Regions from separate parts of the Mus musculus genome. Here region 1 is linked to region 2. The links are chromatin loops, found by intact Hi-C in ENCODE. Cell type or tissue: gastrocnemius. All regions are shown on one strand. Links, peaks and the distances in the headings refer to the core of each region. The heading gives the core; the rest is flanking DNA. Region 1 has its middle 18 kb from the start of Foxo3. Region 2 overlaps Sesn1 (sestrin 1).

What was found. A loop is a pair of places that touch in the nucleus more often than their neighbours do. Peaks named below come from ENCODE experiments on the same cell type or tissue, not always from the same donor. Only the 100,000 strongest peaks of a DNase experiment are listed, where the experiment ranks them.
Region 1: it touches region 2 in a loop (8-fold over the local background); 37 of 42 quality-filtered maps call a loop at or near these places.

The regions. Positions count from the first base shown.
Region 1 is chr10:42,293,562-42,296,479 of GRCm38, reverse strand. No RefSeq gene overlaps it. Among named protein-coding and RNA genes, the nearest start is that of Foxo3, 18 kb to the right of the region's middle. In gastrocnemius, for the core only: a CTCF peak has its summit at 1,256 (motif pointing right); a DNase peak (open chromatin) is centred at 1,242.
Region 2 is chr10:41,829,445-41,832,362 of GRCm38, reverse strand. The region is part of intron 1 of Sesn1 (sestrin 1); the gene reads right to left. Among named protein-coding and RNA genes, the nearest start is that of Sesn1, 20 kb to the right of the region's middle. In gastrocnemius, for the core only: a CTCF peak has its summit at 1,299 (motif pointing left); a DNase peak (open chromatin) is centred at 1,298; H3K4me3 peaks cover 241 bases; H3K27ac peaks cover 2,414 bases.

The DNA.
Region 1 (2,918 bases), core at 215-2,714, 460 kb before region 2:
GTCAGTTCTAGGATAGTCAGGGCTACACAGAGAAACCCTGTCTCAAAAAACCAAACAAAAGTTTAATTTAAAAAAGTAAATCTAAAACAAATGCTTTCTAAAAGTTATATTTGAAACAAAAATGGTTTAAGAAAGTTTTAAGCCTGGCATAGTGGCACTTGCCTTTAATCCCATCACCCCAGAGGCAGAGGCAGGAAGGGTCTCTGTGAGGCCAAGGCCAGCCTGGTCTATGTAGTGATTTCCACTCCAGCCAGGGCTACATAGTGCCATCCTGTCTCAAACTGTTGGGTCGGGTGATCAGGGAAGGAAGACAGTTTTGTAGGTGTGGACATCAGTTCATGTGAAGGAATTTTTGGTTGCACCACAGACAGATAAGGAGAGACTGAGTGTAGAAATGCTAGTTTGTTTTGAACAAAATCTCCTGTTAGGCAAGCTAGCCGGGAGCGCTTCTTTCTCTTGTCTCTGCCTCTCCAGTGCTGTTAGGACTACAGGTGTGCAGTACCATGCCGACCTCAGGCTTGGGATAATAGGCACAGCGCTGGGAAATTATCGAAGCCCTGGGTTTAAGCCCCAGCATCATAGAACTGAGCATTCGGGAGGTGGAGGCAGAAGGATCAAGTTCAAGGTCATCCTTCACTGCATAGCTAGTTCAGTACTGCTACTACTACTGCTGCTGCTGCTACTACTACTACTACTGCTACTACAATCAGTGTGAATTCCAAAGTGGATATTTCTGAGTGTGTTAGCTTGTACCTGTAACCTCAACACTCAGGGGAGTGAATCCAGAGGATTACTGAGAGTTCAAGGCCAGCTTAGGCTACATGATAAAACCCTGTCAATACACATATACATACATATATACACACATACATATACATTATGCATAAACACATACAAATATATACATATATACACACATACATACACACATATACAAACATACATATACATACATACATGCATACACACATACATAATATATACATACAGGCAGACATATACACACATACATATATTACGCATACACATACAGACATAATATACACACACACACACACACACACACACACATATATATATATATATACATGCATAATACATAATACATACACATAATACACACTCCTACATGAGTATTGATATGTAGAGTGGTGGGCAGTGAACCCCAGCAAGTCACTGGGCTGCCACAGCACTGTTTTTCTCTTCCCTGCCTTCATCTCCTTGTCTTTAGAGCAAGCTCGTCCTCCCAGCCACAAGATGGCAGGAGAAGATCAGAAATTCAAGCATAGTCTCTGCCTCTGATGAAACCTATCACAGTGCCCTGGCACCTAGTTAGAAAATACTTTTCTTTTCTTTCCTTTTCTCTCCTTTCCTTTTCTCTCTTTTCCTTTTCTCTCCTTTCCTTTTTCTCTCTTTTCCTTTCCTTTCCTTTCCTTTCCTTTCCCTTCCCTTCCTCTTCCTTTCTTTCTTTCTTTCTTTCTTTCTTCCTTCCTTCCTTCCTTCCTTCCTCCCTCCCTCTCTTCCTTCCTTCCTTCCTTCCTTCCTTCCTCCCTCCCTCCCTCTCTTCCTTCCTTCCTTCCTTCCTTCCTTCCTTCCTTCCTTCCTTCCTTCCTTCCTTTCTTCTCTAGTTTTCTTGGTAACAAGGTGCAGGCTAATGCAATCACACTTCCCAGTGTGATCTTGAAAGCTGCCAACAAGAAATGGGCACTGCGATTCTGTGCTCTTCTCCCTCTCTGCCTACAAAGTTGGGGCCCTGTTGTGGTCAGCCACACCGTGATAAAACCAGTGAGACTGAGCCCAGCAGATATAAGTGTTTCTAGAAAAGGGATGTCATGTGCCATGCTGCCTGTACCCATCATCTGCCACACATGCAGGTGTCTTGGATTCTTACTAGCAATAGACCTTGGGATGTGTGCCAAACATGTTTGGAATCCCAATGTCATTCCTAGTATGGTAAGCTAGTGTCCCCAGCTGGGTTACAAACATTCAGACAAAGCCAACCCTTGGCAGGTGCCAGTCAATTAAAATACTCATTTCCCCATGAGAAACACTGGAACCCAGGAAGTGTGGTTGAGATCTGAGTGGTTTCCACTGAGCCAGGCCCTCTTGGCCTCTCCCTGTTAGCTGGAAACAAGGCAGGATTGACCTAGAGGGCCTCGAGTTGTGGGTAAATAGAAGAAGCACTCGTTCATCTGAGGGAACCTTCATGGCATTGTGTGAAAATGATGGCTCCTTCATCCTGGTCCATTGGAAAGAATTTACCCCTCCTGAGTACGTCTGAGTGTCCCCATCAGGGCAGGTTAAGGGTCCTGTTTTAGAGGTGACTCATTGTACTAGAAGTTGCTGAGAAGCAGCTGCCTCTGGCCAGTCAGCCAACCAGCTGTGTGTGGGTGGGTGTGTGGGCTCGGGTAAGGTCACCCTCCCCAACGCACTTGTACTGTGGTTTCTTGGTGTCTTGAGCAATGTAATGGAACTGTATGTTTGAGCCTTCCTCAGAGGTCTTTCTGTTCCCTTCTGCCCCTCCCAGAGCTTCCTGGGTAGTGGCCAAGAGGTAGAAAACCAAAGGAGTAAGGCTTACCAGGACGGACACTAGAGATAAGGAGGTCAAGTGCTCAGTTGTTCTGGGGGTCACAGTGCTCCAGGGGCAACTGTGGTGCTCTCTCCGGTGGAGCAGAAAAGCCTGGATAGCAGTCTGAGCTGTGTCTGTGAGAGAGGCTTCTGGAATGGTCATCTTGAGCAAGCCTGGTGGTTTACAAGAAAGGGACTTAAGAGCGAAAGTGGAGACTTGCCTCTGGTATAATGCTTTGGAGTGCGCAAGGCATGTTCTGAAAGCTGCAATCACATGCAGGCACCCGCCGCTGCTTGGCAGCACAGACTGGTGGCCCTGCTGTGTGGCTGAATGCACACAGACATAACCC
Region 2 (2,918 bases), core at 89-2,588:
GTCCCACATTCTGGAATCAAATCTGAAACTTTCTGCCTGTGACCTGCATGCCTGGGAGACCTGCTGCTTAGCTAAGAAAAGTTCAGCCCCATGCAATGAGCATCCTCGTCAAGAGCAGCAAGCTGGTGCTTTCTCACGAAAGTGTACTTTTGCTGGCTTAAGGCTCTCACATTTCAATTGTAAAAAGTCTTCTCTAACAGTTTCAGGAAGTAAGTGTCCTGTGCATGTGGCAGCTCAGGTGGTCTGCTGCTGTTCTGAGGCAAGGTCTCAGGTAGCCCAAGCTGGCCTTGAATTCACCTAATGGCCCAGGATGCTCTTCAACTTCTGACCTTCCTTCCTGTACCCACCCCCAAGTGTTAGGATGTTGGGCATGTACCACCACACCCAACTTCTCAATTTTTTTATGGAGGGTACTCTTTGAAAAATTGATACACTTGGGTTTTCCCCCAAAAGTACATGCAAGAATACACTGTTTTCTCTGTAACTGATGGGTCACACAACATCCTAAAAAGCCAAAATCTTCAATTTGAACCATTAAGCTGTAGCCTCTCCCAGAACAAGTCTTGGCTTTGCTTCCTGGAAAACAAGAACAAGTCTCCTTTGGTAATCAGTTTGGGGCAGTTAAGACTGCCCACTACTCTCTGCAGAGAATGTGAGGTCCATTCTCAGATCCCATGTCAGCACACTCACAACCACTATACGCATGTGCACACAGACAGACAGACAGACAGATGTGCATGTGCACACACATATATATACATAGAGCGAGAGACAGGGATGGGGGAGAGAATGTTTGCTTTACTGGTTTCATGTTCTCATCTTCCCAGAAACTACTCTCCAAGGAGCACATATGCGTTGAGCCCAACTGTGTACCTGCCCAGCTGGATGGTCTAGTCAGATCATCTACCTCTCCAGCTCACGCTCCTTGTGTTGAGTGACTGGATAAAAGCAGCGAGTGCATGCCACAGGCCCAAGAACAGCATCTGGGGGGGGGGGCGAGTTAACTAGACTATGGGCTCTGAGGTCAGCAGTCTTCTCCACCTCTCTTCCACACAGATACCTGTGCAGGTACCTGGAACAGTCTGAGACAGTAAGTGAAAGAGGAGATCAATACTATCACCAGTTAAGCTTGGATATTTAAACTTGGAATTATCTCCTTTCTCCTTTCAGACTCCCTCTAAAAGAAGACAACTGAAAACACAAATGTTCTTAAGTTGTACACACATCTTCTCTTGAGGCCTACAGCATCAAAATTGATGACAAACTAGACTTGAGTTGAGTCAGAGTGCCACCTAGTGCTCACAGCAGCTAACTGCTGAGAACTCAGGAAATGTCCTTGGTGAACAAGGAGGCAGGCGGGCACAAAAATGTAAAGTGAGTGGAAAACTGTCATTAATGGCCAGAGTCTTCAAAAGAAAGGTAACTATAAGGAAAATCAGACATCTGCAGCTTTAGACGCTAGTACATGCGCGCATACATATGTACCATACTAGAGAAAACTTACTTCCGAGTACCCTAAAGTTCTACTTCCTGCAGAATCATTCTGTGAATAGAATCTGGTGCACAGCATTCCCCTTGTATCCTTGGCTTCTCTTTCTATGGCTTTATAATCGCTAGTCATGGTCAGCCATATCCAGAATCAACAATGCGTAAATTTTAAATCACGTGCTATTCTGAGAAGTGATCTCATACCATGCTGCCAGGCCTGTGATTTACTCTTTTCCAGAGTGTGCATGCCACATGCCACATACACTACCCACTCAGTATCTTTTTAGTGGCCACCTCAGTTTTCATAACAGCTGCTGGCTCCAATGTAAGGCTCGCAGTGAAGTAGTGCATACCCAGGAGCCCATAATGTCAAAACACCCAACTTGTTCAGCTCAGGCACCTTATCACTAGTATTGTTAGCATCTTCTGAATACTCACTGGTAGTACCATCTGAAATCTCAAAAAGGGAGAGTTCTAGAAGACATTAGAAGAGAGGAAAAACACATCCATATAGCTTTAATTACAACAAGTAGTTGTTCTGTTATTGTTGTAAACTTAGGTTTACATTGTAGGTACATGCTGAGGCAGGAAGATCAAAAGTTCAAGGTCAGCCTGGGCAACTTTGCAAGACTTTGCTTCAGATTCAAATTTAAAAATTGGGAGGTGGGAATGGTGGTACTTGTAATCCCAGCATGTGGGAAGTGAAAGCAGGAGTATAAGGAGTTCAAGGTCATCGTCAGCTATGTAGTGAGCTTAAGGCAAGCCCGGGCTACATGAGGCCTTGTCACAAACAAACAAATGGAGTGCAGCTTGGTGGAACAGTCCTTGCTCAGAATTCCTTAAGTGGCTGCCTAGTACTGTACAAAGCTAGGTTTGATGGTTCATAGTTATAATTCCAGCACTTGGGAGGCTGATGCAGGAGGACTGTTGTAAGTTCAAGTTTAAGGTCAGCCTGGGCTACATAGTAACTTCTAGACCAGCCCATGTTTGTCTCAAAAATACCAATTAAAATTTATAAACAGCAAATAAATTTGAAAATGGTTTAATTTTTGAACCATTGGGATGACTATACTAAAAATGACATGAGAAAATGTTTCTTATTAAAATTAGTATTCTCTATAATTGAAGGAAGGCCCTTACTTCAACATATTATATGTAGTGGGATAAAATTTTTCAAATTTCTATCAATTATATAATAATTTCTGGTGGTTCTGAAACAACTAAAGATGATAAAGATTAGGGCTTATAGCATAAAGAAATTATTTTACCTCCACCTTTCAGACATGACTAAGTTGATAGTAATACACAGCAGTGTTTTAGTTAGGGTTTCATCGTTGGGAAGAGACACCATTACCAAGGTAACTCTCATAAAGAAATATTGAATTGGGACTGGCTTACAGTTTTAGCGGTTCAGTGCATTACCATCATGG